Regions from separate parts of the Homo sapiens genome. Here region 1 is linked to region 2. A link is a loop called in an ENCODE intact Hi-C map of the cell type or tissue named here. Cell type or tissue: tibial artery. All regions are shown on one strand. Each heading gives the region's core, and the rest is flanking DNA. Links, peaks and the distances in the headings are about the cores only.

Region 1 (7,196 bases), core at 2,197-7,196, 55 kb before region 2:
CAGGTGCCGGTAATCCCAGCTACTTGGGAGGCTGAGGCAGGAGAATCGCTTGAACCCGGAAGGCAGAGGTTGCAGTGAGCCAATATCGTGCCACCGCACTGCAGCCTGGGTGACAAAGTGAGACTCTGTCTCAAAAAATAAATACATGAAAAATAAAAAATAAATTGCGCTTGGAAGAATAAGAAGTTATTTATATTTAGTTTTTTGTTTTAAAAGTATGCATGGGGAAGCAAGACAGCTGATCCCCATCAAAATTAAGCTGCTGGGCTTAGAAAGTGTTTTGGGGGAAGGGGTTGTATTTTATTTTGCAGGTGGTTTTTCTTCTTTTTGACAAAATCATTAGGCCTTTGAAGGACATTTTTGATCTAAGCAAAGCAAAGATAAAAGGTAGTGATAGAAGGTGACGTTTTCACTTGCTCCCTAACACTTGTGAGTCAGGCAAGGAAGAAGGACAGACGTGACTCGTCTGGGACGGTCTGCACCGGAGCATGTGGGGGGCCTGGTCTGTGCGCAGGTCAGCCCTTCTGTGGGTAGTGGTTTTCTCAAGATGCCACTACCTGGCTCGGGTCTCCGTGACCTTGTCCTGCAGCTCGTTGCCTAGACAACCAGCAGGCGGGAGCCCAGACGCCGGTCCACACAGGCAGTTATCAGGGCCAGAGGAGTGGCAGAGACTCCAGCGAGCACTGGGGCATCCATGGCACCCGAGGCTTCCAGGCGCCTCCTGCCCATTCCACACAAAGCAGAAATCTGGCAGCTGGAAGCAGCATGGTCTCAGCCGGGGACCTCCTTAATGAGATACCTAATCAATGGGGAGATGCCGCTGATAGTCACGGCTCCCGCTGCATGGAAAGGGCATGCTCTTGATTTTGTACCTGGAGAGGGAAATGAGGAGTCCCAGTTAATTGGGAGATCCAGCAAGAGCCTCACTCTGGAGCCTCATAGTCTCCTGTGCCAGGGCGAGCTCCACCTTGGTGACAGAAGGCGCAGCCCTCTGGCTGCCCTTTTCATTTCTTTTCTCTTTTTCGTCTTTTTCTTTTCCTTCCTTCCTTCCCTTTCATTTATTTCATTTTCTTTTCTTTTTGTAGAGTCAAGGTCTCACTCTGTCACCCAGCCTGGAGTGCAGTGGCATGATCACAGATCACTGCAGCCTCAAACTCCTAGGCTCAAATAATCTTCTTGCCTCAGCTTCTTGAGTAGCTGGGACTACAGGCGCATACCACCATACCTGGCTAATTTTTAAGTGTTTTTGTGGAGATGGGGTCTTGCTATGTTGCCCAGGCTGGCCTCAAACTCCTGGCCTCAAGCGATCCTCCCGCCTCAGCCTCCTGAAGTGCTGGGATTACAGGCATGAGCCACCACGCCTGGCATGCCCTTTCTAAGTGTGGAGTTTGTGAATGTGTCCACTTTCCTCACACTCCCATATGCCTGGCCAGGCAGATTCTCATCAAAAATTAGAAAAGCAGATGTTTCCATTTGCAAATGTGTAAGTACGCTGTCTATGATCACTGAAGCTCTGACTCAGCCACTGTGGTCAGAAGCTGGGAGCCACTAAGTTCAGCACAGCTGCCAATCCCCTGTAGCTTCCAGTGCCTCCAAGAACCTTATATAAAGCATGTGAAGTTGGTCACAGCCCGTCACCCTGTTTCTGCCATCTCCGTCCACAGCCCCTGGATATTACTAAGAAGCAAGCACTCTTCCATGCCACACTACTGCCTCTGGTAACCCCATAAGAGGAAGACCTGGGCTCATCCCCAGCAGGGTCAGAGAAAACATGTTCTTTAAGCTCACGCATGATGGCGTTGGGTAGTTTGCCTGATACAATGCATAGGCCAGTGTTGCTTTGGATTCTGAAAAATGATATAGAGCAATTATTCATAAACTTTTTATTTATTTATTTATTTTGAGATGGATTCTCGCTCTGTTGCCCAGGCTGGAGTGCAGTGGTATGATCTCAGCTCACTGCAAGCTCCGCCTCCCGGGTTCACGTCATTCTCCCGCCTCAGCCTCCCAAGTAGCTGGGACTACAGGCGCCCGCCACTATGCCTGGCTAATTTTTTGTGTTTTTAGTAGAGACGAGGTTTCACCGTGTTAACCAGGATGGTCTGGATCTCCTGACCTCGTGATCCACCCGCCTCAGCCTCCCAAAGTGCTAGGATTACAGGCGTGAGCTACCGCACCGGGCCTATAAACTATTATTAATTAATCATTGTTAACCTAAGTGAAGAGTGTTCAGGATTCATTCTTTGGACCAGCCAGCATTTTAACTGTACAGTAAGTCCCCCCCTTAACATTGTCAATATATGATTAGAAACTGTAATTTTAAATGAAATGACATGTGACAAAATCAATCACAAAAACAAAGTTGAAGGAAACAGCGTTACCCGAGGACTTGCTGTATGTCATTTCGTTTACAGTTGCAGTTTACATGAACCTATCGGCAGCCTTAAGTGAGCATGTACTACATTGGGGGTAGTGAAATGGGTTTAAGTTTATAGTGCTTTCGTTGATGGTTTTCAAGTAACAAAAGAAACAGGCCTGCTGCTGAGCCACCCCTGGCCCCCTTTGCAGCCGGCTGTCCTTCTGTGATCACTGTGAATGTGAATGTCCTCAGCTTCCCTGCTCCAGGGTCAGTGATCGGAGTGCCTGTGATGTGCTTACAGCCTGGGCTGGGAGTGGAAGGAGGCTCTGGTTTAGCAGATAAAGAGAATCCCTTGGCCTTTTTACTGATTTTTGTGTTTGCCTTAGAAGATTTAGGGATCCTTCAGTCCTTGTCAAGAGGGTTCCTGAATCTTTTATTTGGCTTCAATGCACATTGAGTAAGAAACCGCAGAAGGAAAGCAGGGAAGGGAAGAGTCAGCGGGAGGAGAGGAGATTTGCTTCTAGTTGTCTTACAATTCCCATCATGCTTCTGAGTAACATTCTCAATTCCCAGAGATCACCATTTTTTAGTTAAATTGGGGCTTCCGAATTCTAGCAACCAGCAGGTGTTTTGGAGGTAGCTTGTTGACCCCTCTTTCATCCAAAAGTGATCATTTTTACGGGGGTTCCTCACAGAGTAGGAATTTGTTAGCAGTGCATACCCGTGGCAAGAGCTGTGGCTAAAGCACATGCCCTGTCCCTTCCCGATAGCAGCAGCGCAGAGGGCACAGAGTGGCGCAGGCGAGACTGCCACAGACGCCAGTGAGGCCAGGATGTGCTTGATGGCTCTGCATGCCTGCTCTGTGGGGCTGGAGGTGTGCCCTCCTGTGCTGTGTGGATGTTATTAGATGTTGGAAAGCTGCAGTGTTCATTTGGGAAGGAGTTACTGCTCTGAAAGGTTTGTTCTCCTTTATTTTATTTTATTTTTATTTTTATTTTATTTTATTTTTTTGAGACGGAGTCTCGCTCTGTTGCCCAGGCTGAAGTGCAGTGGCATGATCTTGGCTCACTGCAGCCTCCGCCTCCCGGGTTGAAGCGATTCTTTTGCCTCAGCCTCTTAAGTAGCTGGGATTACAGGTACCCACCACCACGCCCCACTAATTTTTGTATTTTTAGTAGAGATGAAGTTTTGCCTTGTAGGCCAGGGTGGTCTCGAACTCCTGGCCTCAGGTGTTCTGCCCACCTCGGCCTCCCAAAGTGCTGGGATTACAGGTACCCATCACCACGCCCCACTAATTTTTGTATTTTTAGTAGAGATGAAGTTTTGCCTTGTAGGCCAGGCTGGTCTCGAACTCCTGGCCTCAGGTGATCTGCCCACCTCGGCCTCCCAAAGTGCTGGGATTACAGGTGTGAGCCACTGGCTGCTCTCCTTTAAAGAGAAGGTTTGTTCTCCTTGATTCTCCTGTACAGTTTTTTCTTAAAATTTGTTTAGAAATCTAGGAGCATGCTGGGCTCACATTATAGGTGACAGGAATAGGCTGACAAAACACACACCTTGCATAAGCCAACAAGCATTGGACTAGAATTCATTTGCTGTCAGATTTGGGGGCAGTGACAGTCTTTTGGTAGAATTGTAATCAAAGGAACAAACTCAGAGAACAATCTGGGTAAAGAGACTGGTGTCAGGTTAAGTTCAGATCTGTAGACCCTTCTCAGGTGGTGAAGCCGAGACCACAGACACAGATCCTGGAGAGGGATTAGAAGCCAGACATTCCGTGGGTGACGCGCTCCTTCTCCTGTTCCCATCTCCGCATTTCCTGGTCAGGAACCTCATGAAAGACAGCTGCATTTTTTCCAGGCTGGTATCTCTCACCAGAGTGAGGCTTGTGGGCTTCATGCATAGCGATGGATACAGAAGCCTTGGCTGTTGGTGAAGACACTGAGGTGTATGGATATATTGACCACTGTGGGGAAGGCTCTAACTCTTGGTCGTTCCACTTGCTCACTGCTCTTCTTTGATGGTTGAGAAAGTGGTAGGATGACCAGATTTGCAAAAGCCCATCTCACTATTATCAAATTTAATAGTGGATGTTCTGCCGTCTGCTATTATTACCCATGGTTTGCTTTTGTGTGTGGGTATTAGAAAGCCTTTTAGGGAAAAAGCAGAATGTGGCTGGGCTACAGCTCCTGAGGAAGCCGGCCATGGCAGCACTCTTCCCATGCTGTCCCTGGGCCTAGGAGAGCAACCGCTCTCTGTTCACAGTGTGCCGTCCAGACCCCTATTTAGATCCCTGTCATGTGGTAGTTCATCCACCTGGACATCTTCCTCACCATGGCAGCAGCTCCTTGGGAGCAGGAACTATGTCCTGTTCGTCTTTGTACCCCTAGCACCTGCTATTTAAGAAGGACTCCAGAAGCCTCGATGTGCGGCAGGACCATGGCCGATGTGTCTCCCTGGCACCTCTGTCTCAGGGTTAACTTTCCTCGCTGCCTGAGAGCCCCCGGCTTTGACGCTCATGGAGCCCTGGCATTGAGTGTGAGCACTTCACACTCTACCTCTCTCAGTTGGCCCTCCGAAATGCCTCAATTTAGGAGTGGTGCCCCACTGTGGAGGGTATTTTCAGGACCATCTTACAAATTATTGTGAAGTGTTGGAAACAAAGAGCTTCCTGCTTCTTTTCAACCTGGTTCTACCATGTTCCAAGCTGTAGCCAAAAGGAAAATAAATCAGAGCTTGAAACTAGCCTTTCTGATGGGAATATCTATCTGGGACACCCCTCCCTTTTTGTCTCTTGCCCCCATACGTCTCCTCCTTACAGCACAGGCTGTTTGGGAAGGAGGACAGGATATGTCATCTAACTTTTTTTCCATCCCTAGCTGAGTCACTGATTAAAAACAAATGAACAAACAAAAACCTAAAAAACCTTCCAGAAATACAAAGGAAAAGGGTTTGTTTGTTTTTTATTTTAATTTTTATTTCTGTAGGTTTTTGGGGAACAGATGGTATTTAGTTACATGAGAAAGTTATTTAGTGGTGATTTGTGAGATTCTGGTGCACCCATCACCCGAGCAGCCTTCACTGTACCCAATATGTAGTCTTTTATCCCTCACTTACCTCCCACCCTTTCCCCTGAGTCCCCAAAGTCCATTGTGTTATTCTTATGCCTTTGCATCCTCATAGCTTAGCTCCCACTTGTGAGTGAGAACATATGATGTTTGGTTTTCCATTCCTGAGTTACTTCACTTAGAATAATAGTCTCCATCCAGGTTGCTGCAAATGCCATTAATTTGTTCTTTTTTATGGCTGAGTAGTATTCCATGGTGTATATATACCACAATTTCTTTATCCACTCATTGATTGATGGGCATTTGGGCTGGTTCCATATCTTTGCAGCTGTGAATTGTGCTGCTATAAACATGCGTGTGCAAGTATCTTTTTCGTATAATGACTTATTTTCCTCTGGGTAGATACCCAGTAGTGGGATTACTGGATCAAATGGTAGTTCTTTCTACTTTTAGTTCTTTAAAGAATCTCCACATTGTTTTCCATAGTGGTTGTACTAGTTTACATTCCCACCAGCTGTGTAAACGTGTTCCTTTTTCACCGCATCCACGCCAACATCTGTTATTTTTTGATTTTTGGATTAAGGCCATTCTTGCGGAGTAACGTGGTATTGCATTGTAGTTTTGATTTGCATTTCCCAGATCATTAGTGATGTTGAGCATTTTTTCCTATATTTGTTGGCCATTTGTATATCTTCTTCTGAGAATTGTCTACTCATGTCCTCAGCCCAGTTTTTGATGGGATTGTTTGTTATTTTTTCTTGCTAATTTGTTTGAGTTCCTTGTAGATTATAGATATTAGTCCTTTGTCAGATGTATAGATTGTGAAGATTTTCTCCCACTCTGTGGGTTGTCTGTTTACTCTGCTGACTGTTCCTTTTGCTGTGCAGAAGTTTTTATGAAGCAAGTCTTTGGGGAGGATATTTTGTCTCATAAAAGTTATTACAAACATCAAGAAAGTGGATTCCAGCCGGGCGCAGTGGCTCACGCCTGTAATCCCAGCACTTTGGGAGGCCAAGACGGGTGGATCACGAGGTCAGGAGATCCAGACCATCCTGGGTAACACGGGGAAACCTGTCTCTACTAAAAATACAAAAAATTAGCTGGGCATGGTGGCGGGCGCCTGTAGTCCCAGCTACTTGGGAGGCTGAGGCAGGAGAATAGCGTGAACCTGGGAGGTGGAGCTTGCAGTGAGCCGAGATTGTGCCACTGCACTCCAGCCTGGGGGACAGAGCGAGACTCTGTCTCAAAAAAAAAAAAAAAAAAAGAAAGAAAGAAAGAAAGAAATAAAGTGGATTCCTCTTCCAGTTTCTTGCCTAGCTTAAAGCCATGTAATTCTTGCCAGCTCACATTGTGACTTTTCTGGCTTTCAACACTTTGATTGGGATTTACCATTTAATTAAATAAGCTTAGGAGCTGGAGGGTGGGTGCTGTCCGGGGTCAGTTCAGTCAACCCCTGGTTCTCTTTGCACTTCACAGAATGTGGATTGTCTCTCTGTTCATGGGCTCTGCTGGGCTCTCTGAGCTCAGAACCTTCAGATTTGTTGGGTGGGACCACAGATAGTCATGGTAAGTGCAGTCATCCTTCCCAGCTGTAGCAGGGGGATGTCCGGAGGCTGTGGAAGGTAGAGTGTTAGGATAGAGATGGCGACAGTGTGGCCATCTCAGGAGGGCCTGGGGTGCCCATGAGCTCCGCTCAGAGAAACTGCCAGCTGAGCAGACGGGAGGACCTGGCTTTGAAAGAAGTTACAACATTAAGCAAAACAACATGTCGT
Region 2 (10,022 bases), core at 2,571-7,570:
CCCTGGCAGAGCCTGGCAGTCCTCTGTCTCCTGGGCTCCCTGTGCTGCTGTGCAGGCCTGTGCTCCAGGGCAAGGCGGCTGGGGAGGATGAGTGTGTCTGGGCAGATGCTGCCATCCTCATGGCTTCTTTCCAGTTATCAGGGCCCCTGCAAGCCCCTAAGCACCTCTTCCTTTCTCAGCACCAATGTCCGAGGCCTTTCTCCTGCAGCACCCGAGGCCCTGGGAGTCCAGGCCCTGGCGGCGGCTCAGCACCCTCCAGTCAGCAGCTGGGGTTGGATGCTCCTCCTGTCCCCTCTGTGGAGCGCAGCCTCATTAGGAGCCTGTGCATTGTTGGGGAGCCTCCTGTGAGGGCCTGTTTGTAGAGACCCACCCCAGGGCTCCATGAGCACATTAGAAAATGATGTTCTATTTAAACCTGGTGTGAGAAGTGCTGGGCATTGAATTAACCAACTTCTAGGTGATTAGGCTTCACACTCTGATTAAACTTACTGTTACGTCTTTCTGCTGGAAGCCTGGAGAGTGGAGGTGGAAACATAGCTTGGGGCAATAGGATGGGAGTGAGTTTTGGTTTGGAGGAGGAGGATGAGCAGGCCAGCAGCCTTACTTGGCTGAGGAAGCTTCCCGCCCTGCTATGAGCGGCCCCTCGCCTCCTCTACAGGTTTTCCACTTTGACCACAAGGAAGGGCCAGACCAAGCTTAACCAGACAGCATCACTGTGGCCCTGGCTTCTCTGCTTCTTGCGGAGAGTCCCGTTCTGAGAAGTGGTGACTGCCCCGCTGCCTTCTCTGGCCCCTTCCTGAGGGAGTGCCCAGCTCAGCCAGTTCTGGTCCCTGTCCCATAGGGTGTGCTCCTGTGCAGGTGCAGGTGAGGAGCCGCAGCCGGCGCCCTCCTCCCCCCGCCAGAGGCCTCCTCCCCCTGCCAGCACCCTCCTCCCCCCACCAGAGCCCTCCTCCCCCTGCCACCACCCTCCTCCCCCCGCCAGCACCCTCCTCCCCTCAGCCGGCGCCCTCCTCCCCCCGCCAGAGCCCTCCTCCCCCCACCAGAGCCCTCCTCCCTCCACCAGCAACCTCCTCCCCTCTACCAGCATCCTCCTGACACTGGCACCTTCCTCCCATGTCCCTTGGCCTGGGACAGTGCATGCTGCATGAACGTGATGGGTGTCCCAAAGCCAGTCAACCTTTGTCGCCATGCGGTAGACACTGTGTGTCCCAGGGGGGCCCAAGGAATGGATGTTACTGGGCCTGAATGTGGTGGAAGTAGTGATTTCTGGATGAAAATGAAAACTAGCAACTCAGGTGTGAATTACATCACAGACAAAGCAAATGCTTACATCATAGCAGATAGCAGCGGCGGGTCCGGATCTGCATCCTTGTGCATTCTTGCTGAGGTAGCCTGAGCTTGGTTTCTTTGGAGCCTGGTTTGTGTGACTTCTGAGCATTGAGACTGTCTAGATTTCTTTTCATTATCTTAGACCATTCAGTAATGGGAAAGCAGTAAAGGGGCATGAATATTCTAGACACAGCCCGGAGAGCTATTTGAACAAGTTGCTGGAACATTTCTTGCTGGAGCTGAGGGAGCCCAGGTGACCTTTTCTGACTGCCAGCAGCCTGGCCCAGAGGGTCCAGCCTGGCCTGTGTGGACAGCCCAGGGGTAGGGGATGGCATGCAGGCAGAAGGGTCTGGCCATCAGCGGATGGAGGGAGAGGCAGGAGAGGGACAGGGACCTTTACCCAGATTGAAGCATATGAAATTGTTAACATTCAGCCATTTTGACCTATAGAAACAGCAATTTCAATTTAAAAAATTAACAAAAGGAATCACATCACACATCTCTTCATTATCAACTCCTACAGGGATTAAATCGATTGTGAAAATCCAGGTGCCCATTCTTCATAGCCAGGAGGAGCAGCCAGGCCCCACCCAGCACAGCTGGGCTCCTCCAGCTCCCTGGGGTTGACACTGGGAGGGGCCCTGGCTGTTGCGGAGGAGGACAAGCACTTGGTGGCTGTCAGCCCTCTTGATGCAGAAACTCATGCTCCTCAGATCCACAGTGCCCTGACATGGGGTGAGCTCTCCCCACAAGTCCCTCTCTGCAGAAGCCACAGAGTTAGCCTAGAGCATGGCTGTGTACCTGGTTTGCCCCACAGGGTGTTCGAACCTAAGTTGATCTAGCTTTTAAAAATTGGGGCTGGGTGCGGTGGCTCACGCCTATAATCTCAGCACTTTGGGAGGCCGAGGTGGGCAGATCACTTGAGGTCAGGAGTTTGAGACCAGCCCAGCCAACATGGTGAAACCTTGTCTCTACTCAAAAATACAAAAGTTAGCCAGGTGTGGTGGCACGTGCCTGTAATCCCAGCTACTTGGGAGGCTGAAGCAAGAGAATCTGGAGGCAGAGGTTGCAGTGAGCTGAGATCACGCCATTGCACTCCAGCCTGGCCGACAGAGGGAGACGCCATCTCAAAAATAAAAAAATAAAAAATAAAAATTGTGAGATTTCACATGAAAATTGGAGTTTCCATCTTCTCTTGAAAAAGCAGCCTATGGGGCCACACCCTGAGGCTGGGGCTGTGAGGTGGCTGCCATGGAGTGGGCCTGTGCTGCCCGGGCTGTCACCTGTCTCTCGCTGGGGACCCTTCAGTGCCGGGCAGCAGCATTGCCATCTGTGGGTTTGCACGTGGGGGTTGTTTTTCAGAGAAAATTTTCTTCTGCACTCAGGCTTCTATTGCAAGGCTGAAGACCAAGATAGACTGAGAGGGCCACTGGTTCCCAGAAAAATGGGTGAGAAGGTCCTTGTGGAAGTAAATACTGTTCCTGCCTGGTTAGGAGTTGAGACACGTGTCTGGGTCAACAGTGCTGTGCGTGTCCTGTGCCCAGCCTGACATGGTCACTCGTGGCCACTGCTGTCCAGTCATCTCCCCAGGCAAGGCCCTCCTCTGTGACTAAAGCTTATAGCCAGAGGGACAGAGGTGGCCATGGGCTCCCCGCTCTCTGAGGCTCGGCCCTGCACCAGCAGCCTCTCTGCTGGCCTTGGGAGCAGCGGTGGCCAGAGGGCAGACGGTCCTGGGCAGGTGTCTGACAGCCAGGAGCCCGCTGTGCTGGGGCTCAGAACTCACAGTGAGGGGACCTCTGGGTGTGCCATATGTGACGAGTGCCTTTCTCTACCTGGGCAGTGTCCCTCTACCCTCCCCTGCAGATAGAGGCTCTGAGGTGGGCCCCAGGCTCAGGGGTGTTTGAGAAACCCACAGGCAGTGTCCTGGGATCCCTCGGAGGGCACAGGGAGCAGGGGTTTCAGCGCCACACTGTTCATTCCCACTGCGGCTGGAGCGCTGGCTCGCTGTGCCCTGCTGCTCTCACTCCTGCCCACCTCATACGTTTAGAAAAGCATGTGGAAAACGATGGAAAGGAATGATTTTCAGTAAGGCTTGAAGGAGTGGACTAAAGGGCTTACTGATGCAGTTGTACTCGGTCTGCCTCTGACACTCCAGACTAAAGAAAAGAGCCACAGGCTTCCTCTGGCATCATTGTGGGGATGAACCGCAGGGGACCGTTTCCCTGCAGGCAAGGCAGACCCTGCTGCACCACAGACCAGATGTGTGTGTTTGTCGGTTGTCCAGTGACAGCTCTCCGTTACTGCATTTCACGGAAACTGCATTTCCAAGAGCTTAGGGTCCGGCGGGTTGGCCGCAGCATGTCTGTCTGAGTGAGCAAGGACTTCCAATTATCAGGCTGCCCAGGTGGTCATTTGAAAGGTTTTGCCCTTTGCTATGTCTAATTGAAGCATTAGAGGATAGACAATTTCACATCACCTCAAAATGAGAACATCTCCCTTCAATTAAGGGAAACAGGAGGCCAAGCGGCCCGGCAGAAACTGCATAAGGATGCTGGACCCCAGCTGCACGCAGATTCCCACCTGAACCACAGTGGGCAGAGCTTTGGAAGAGTCAATGCTTATCTTTAAAGTGACAGTGTCTCAAATAGTCCTTCTACTGATGTTGGCACTGCTCAGAATGTTTGGGAATTACCTTCAGGTTTTGGGGTTATTTTTAAGTGACAAGATCTCACTTTGTTGCGCAGGCTGGAGTATAGTGGCATGATCATAACTCACTGCAGCCTCGAACATTTAGGCTCAACTGATCCCCCTGCCTCAGCCTCCTGCGTAGCTGTGACTATAGGCACGCGCAACCATGCCTGGCTAATTTTTAAATTTTTTGTAGAGACAAGATCTCACTGTGTTGCCCAGGCTGGTCTTGAACTCCTTGCCTCAAACGATCTTCCCACTTCAGCCTCCCAAAGTGCTAGGATTACAGGCCTGAGCCACTGCACCTGACTGGGTTGTTTTTATTTGTTTGTTTGTTTTTTTAATCAAGGGAAATTTTTTAAAAGCTTCTCCACAATGGCAAATCTTCCTTTGCAAAGAGCAAATAGTTTTGCTCTTGGGGATAGATTTGATTTTTGGTACCAGCCAAAATCCATTTAGAGTTAAGTCTTGTTCATTATATGGGTGATCAAACCAAATGATACAATTTTGGTGCAAAGGCAAGCACGACTCAATTAGTGAGACTGACGTCCGAGTTACAAACTGATCTGTAGAGAAAGGTCAGGAAGGACCCACAGCAAACTGACAGCTGTGCCTGGGAAGGAAGTAAGGACAAAGGAACACTGATCTGTGCAGTAAAACTTTTATGGTAAGAATGTATTCATGTATTACCTTTGCAATTACAAAACATCCTCTGATCATGTAAACTGATGCTAAAGGCAGTAATGTTCTGGGCATCTATAGACTCCCAGAGTAATTCATTTGAACATGGTTTCTATGGTGGCTAAAATAATAATTTTAAATAAAATGTATGAACATTTTTATCAACAAATTTATAGTAATCTTTTAAATATATAAGGTATTAGCATTAATAATCTAATAGTAAAATCTGTTGGTTTATTTTTTGCTTAGTCCTTGAAAGTTGGTGTGGTTTGTTCTGAAAAAAAAAAAGAGAAGAAGATTAAAAATTATCTTAATGATCATAACTCTGGGTGGCCCCTGTTGGGGAGGCTCACCAGGCTGGGGTCTGGCTCTTGGCAAAGCCCCAGCAGCTCTGTGACCTTGGGTGAAGGTCACAGAAAATCCCCTCTGAGCTCTGACTTCTTCTCACATGTGAGACGAGGCAACTGGTGCTGAAATCAGGATGATGCCTGCCTGGATCTTGTGTGGTTCCACATTTTCCTGCTGCCTGGAACTTTCTCATTCCCAGGCTGATTCCTCTTGAAGTCCGATTGCTCACTAACCCCAGCACCAAGCTGGGAGAGGCACCTCATATTGCTTTTCCCCGCTAGCCCATTGCATTGTCCCAGAAATAGAAAGGATTCCCTTCCTTTTCTTCCAGCAGACCTTCCTAGATGATTTGTCTTTTCTCTTAAGGGACGTGCCCTAGATTGAGCAGAGTTGGGGGATCTTGAATCTGAGAAGTCTGATGATGGATTCCCCAGGAGGAAGAAAGGGGGAGGTGCAGTCTCTGACAGCCAGGGGTACTGGCCTCACATCCAGGCTGTGACTGCCATCTAGAGTGGAAAGGACGGTAGTGATAAAATATCAGGATGGTGGAGAGGCTGCATGAAAAAAGGGAGAAAACAGGGAAAATTGATTTTATCAGAAGGCAAAGGTGTTGCTGAATATCCAAAGATCAATTTCACCTCTTCTTTGAAATTCTCACTGTGGAACAGGGGAAAAATAGATTTCCAACTATTTGAGGCCATAAAATACATTCATTCACTGGGAGGTTAGCCCTTGGGTAGAATCAGAATACCCAGCAGTAGTCTTGCTTTACCGCAGACTGACCGAGGTGCCTAGAGAGGAATATGCCCTCTGTCCTCAGTTTCCCCCCATCTAAAATGAGGGATAACTGGCTTCATTCGGAGGCCTTCAATCTGTATCTTGCCATGAAGAACAGTAAGAAATACATTTTATATCACAACACAAAAGCCTCCTATAATGCAATTAAGGCAGAGGTTTTACAAAACAATACTTACAGTGTGCTCAGATCATTTCTGTTCTGTTTCAGTTTTTGGAATGCTGGCTGTGACCCACTTAAATGGATTTTCCAGCTCTCTAAGAGGCTGCAAAGCACATGGTGGAAAACACTGTGTTCAGTGCTCTCCCTGGTTGTTTCCAGTCCCCACATCTGATCATTCCTGGGGTCCTCTGTGTGTGTGTGGAAAGGAGAGTGTAGCTGAGAGCATAAGCCCAGCAGGGTTCGGGCGTGGTGTGGCCTTGCACACGTGGACGCATGGCAGCAGGCGACAGCCCATGGTGCAGCACAAGGGAACCCTCAGTAAGTCATGGCTGCAGACGACTGTCCTTTAATAATATGAGATGTACTGGTTGGAAGAAAAATGATCCAATAAATACAGAAATGAAAAGGATTATAAAATAGTGCTACGAACAATTGTATGCAAACCAATTGGATAACCTAGATGAAATGAAAAGATATTAGAAACAGCCTACCAAGACTGAATCATGAAGAAATAGAAAATCTTAATAGATCTATAGCTAGTAAGGAGATTGAACCAATGGTCTAAAATCTCCAACCTGGACCACATGGCTTCAGTGGTGAATTCTACCAAACATTTAAAGAATTGACATCAATCCTTCTTAAACTTCTAGAAATTTCAAGAGGTGGGAACACTTCCTAACTCATTATGAGATGAGGCCAGCATTCCTGATACCAAAGCCAGACAAAGACACAGCAGAAAAAGATAACCATAGACTAATATTTCTTATAAATATTGATGCAAAAGTCCTCAACAAAATACTAGCAAACTAAATTCAGCAGTATATTAAAAGGGTTATACTGGCTGCGCACAGTGACTCACACCTGTAATCCCAGCACTTTGGGAGGCTAAGGGAGGCAGATTACTTGAGGTCAGGAGTTCGAGACCAGCCTGGCCAACATGGTGAAACCTGTCACTACTAAAAATACGAAAATTAACCAGGCATGGGGGCACGCACCTGCAATCCCAACTACTCGGGAGGCTGAGGCAGGAGAATCACTTGACCCCGGGAGGCGGAGGTTGCAGTGACCTGAGATCGTGCCACTGTACTCCAGCCTGGAAGACAGAGCGAGACTCTGTCTCAAAAATAATAATAATACTAAATAAAAATTAAATTTAAAAAAGTAAAAGGATTATACATCATCAACAAGTGGGGGATTTATTCCCAGAAGGCAAGGATGGTTCCATACATGAAATTCAGTCAGTGTCATACACTACATTAACAGAATGAAGTTGGGGGTCCCAAACTTCATTCAGCAGGTCCCAAGTTCTTGTCCCACAATCATCTCAGTTGATGCAGAAATAGTATTGTCACAGGATCCTTAGGGTGTCACTTCGCCAGTCAGAAACCTTTGTGGCTGGTGGTGCCTTCTGCCTGAGTATTGCTCATGCCCACTGGGCTCATCCTGCCCACTTCCCCTGGCAGGCTGCGCTCAGCTCACGTTACTGGCCCAGATCCCACACCTGCCAAGGGCAAGCCAGGCACAGAATGGTGAGGGGTGTGTGAGCAAGTGAGTGCAAGGTCCAGCCACTGTGCACAGCCAGGTGCGCTGGTTGCTGCAGCAGGGCAGGCAGCTCCAGGTACTGGCACAGGTGCTTGCTCTGTGCAAGGCTGCAGCTGGACCAGATACACTGCATGCAGCATCCACTGCAGGCACTTGCGTCTGGATGAGGGGAATGTGATGGTACCCGGAAGCTTGGAGACACCAGGAACTGCAGAGTCCCAAAGATGGTGTCACAGCCCTGGCCAGGAGAACCCTAGGTCTGGGCTGCCCTAAGGGTCACAGCTCTTCTTTCCTTCTTGTCCCCCACAGTGTGGTGAGTGGAGGGGCATGTTTCAGCCCTGTTTATGTTACAGCTCTTTTAGTCCCACCATTCGGCCAGTCACAAGTTCTTGTCCCACATCCAAGAAGAATGAGGTACATGGACAACTGGTGGGTGAGAAGTTGGAGAGAAGCTTCATTGAGCAACAGAACAGCTCTCAGGAGACCCAGACTGGATAGCTCCTTTCTGTAGGCAGGTCATCCTGATGTCTGTCTGTCCAGCTCAGATCAGAGAGGAGACCCACAGTGGGTAGCTCCTTTCCCCAGACAGGTCATCCCAATGTCTGTCTGTCAATGGGTAGCTCCTTTCTGTAGGCAGGTCATCCTGACGTCTGTCCAGCTCAGAGCAGAGAGGAGACCCATAGAGGGTAGCTCCTTTCCCCAGACAGGTCATCCCAATGTCTGTCTGTCAATGGGTAGCTCCTTTCCTCAGGCAGGTCATGCCAATAAGTGTCTAGCCGTCAGTGGAGAGGAGACCTGCAGTGAGTAGCTCCTATCCACAGGCAGGTTGATCCGATGTCTGTTCAAGTCAAACTGAATCCAGGATTTTTAATGAGCTCAAAAGGGAGGAAGTGCATGCTGATTGGTCCATGGACGGCCACAGGCAGGCCCAGAAAAAGCATCCTAAGTTCTTACTCTGGTCTGTGGACTCCACTCAGAACTGACAGCTTGGCCCCCATGCTTTAGGCCATTCCTGGCTTGAAGGTGGGGCTTCAGCAGGGACCTGCCCCTTTTTGCCCAGGAGCCTGTCTGCCTCCTGCTGCCATCAGTCATGTACACGGTGCCCAGGCTGTTGGTGTCAAGGGGCACCTGCAGGCCCACACCAACCCACCCTCAGCCCACCCCTGCCTCAGCCTCCCACTGATGCTCGTCAGCACCCAAAGTCCGGAGGGGGCTGAGGTGGCAGGGGGCTGGCATATCAGCGCTGCCCCAAATTGTGACACACCTGGCCAAATTGTGACACACCTGGCCAAATTGTGACAGTGCCCAGGCTCAGCCTCAGCTTTGCTCCAAAATTGGAGCAGGCAGCAGGAGCGGGGAGAAGCCAGGTAGCAGGAGCAGGCACTTCTGAGCCTGCAGGGGCAGGGGACTTCGCTAGGACCCTGAGAGCACAGGGATGCCCTGGGTCCGCAGCTGCAGCTTTGTGACTGCAGCTGCACCCAGGAGGGCAGGGCTCCTGCCCTACCAACTCAGAAGAGGGCAGGGCTCCCACCTGTTCCTGGCTCTCACCGGCTCCGTGGAGCACACAGCCCTGGCCATGCCTCCCCTGCTGCAGCCAGCATCTTCACAGCAGCTGCTCCAGATGGGCCACCACTGCCATCAGTGTTTGATGAAATTCAACATACTTTCATGATAGAAACCCTCAACAAAGTAGGATGGAAGGAAGCTACTTCAACATCATAAAGGCTATCTATGAAAAGCCCACAGCTTACATCATACTTAATGGTAAAAGACTGAAAGCTTTTCCTGTAAGACCGGGAACAAGACAAGGATGCCTGCTTTCACTACTTCTGTTCAACATAGTATTAATTAGACATTCTAGCCAGAGCAATTAGGCAAGAAAAAGAAATAAAAGACATTCCAAGTGGAAAGGAAGAAGTAAAAGTATCTGTTAGAAGATGACATGACCTTATGTGTAAAAACTCTAAAGATTCTATTTTAAAAATAACCCAAAAAGTGTCAGAACTAATGAATTTGGCAAAGTTAGCAGGATACAGAATCAACATGCAAAAATCAATTGCATTTATTTTCATGTACAATGAACAATTCGGTAAGGAAATTAAGAAAATTCCATTTTCAATAGCATCAAAAAAAGAGAATACTTAGAAATATACTTACCCAAGGAGGTGAAAGACTTGTGCACTGAGCAATAGAAAGCATTGCTGAAAGAAATGGAAGAAAATACAAATAAATGGAAAGATATCTTGTATTCATGAATTGGAAGACTTAACTATTTTTAAGATGTTAGTACTACTAAAAGCAGTGTACAGACTTCAGTGTAATCGCTTTTGAAATCCCAATGAGGCTTTTTGCAGAAATAGGAAAAATAATCCATCCTAACGTTTATATATTATCTCAAGGGACCCTAAATATCCACAATAATCTCAAAAAAAAAAAAAAAGATTTGAAAAGTTAAAGGTCTCACAATTCCTGATTT

Evidence for each region. Peaks named below come from ENCODE experiments on the same cell type or tissue, not always from the same donor. Only the 100,000 strongest peaks of a DNase experiment are listed, where the experiment ranks them.
Region 1: a loop joins it to region 2, with 2.5 times the contacts of the local background. A loop is called at or near these places in 44 of 110 quality-filtered maps.

Annotation. Positions count from the first base shown.
Region 1 is chr18:13,569,753-13,576,948 of GRCh38, forward strand. The region is part of intron 4 of LDLRAD4 (low density lipoprotein receptor class A domain containing 4); the gene reads left to right. Among named protein-coding and RNA genes, the nearest start is that of MIR4526, 38 kb to the right of the region's middle. RefSeq lists enhancers at 1,437-1,486, 1,577-1,626. In tibial artery, for the core only: no CTCF peak of the experiment used is centred there; no DNase peak of the experiment used is centred there.
Region 2 is chr18:13,624,803-13,634,824 of GRCh38, forward strand. All of the region lies in intron 5 of LDLRAD4 (low density lipoprotein receptor class A domain containing 4), which reads left to right. Among named protein-coding and RNA genes, the nearest start is that of MIR4526, 19 kb to the left of the region's middle. RefSeq lists an enhancer at 1,313-1,813. In tibial artery, for the core only: a CTCF peak has its summit at 5,534 (motif pointing left); DNase peaks (open chromatin) are centred at 2,989, 3,649 and 5,269; H3K27ac peaks cover 465 bases.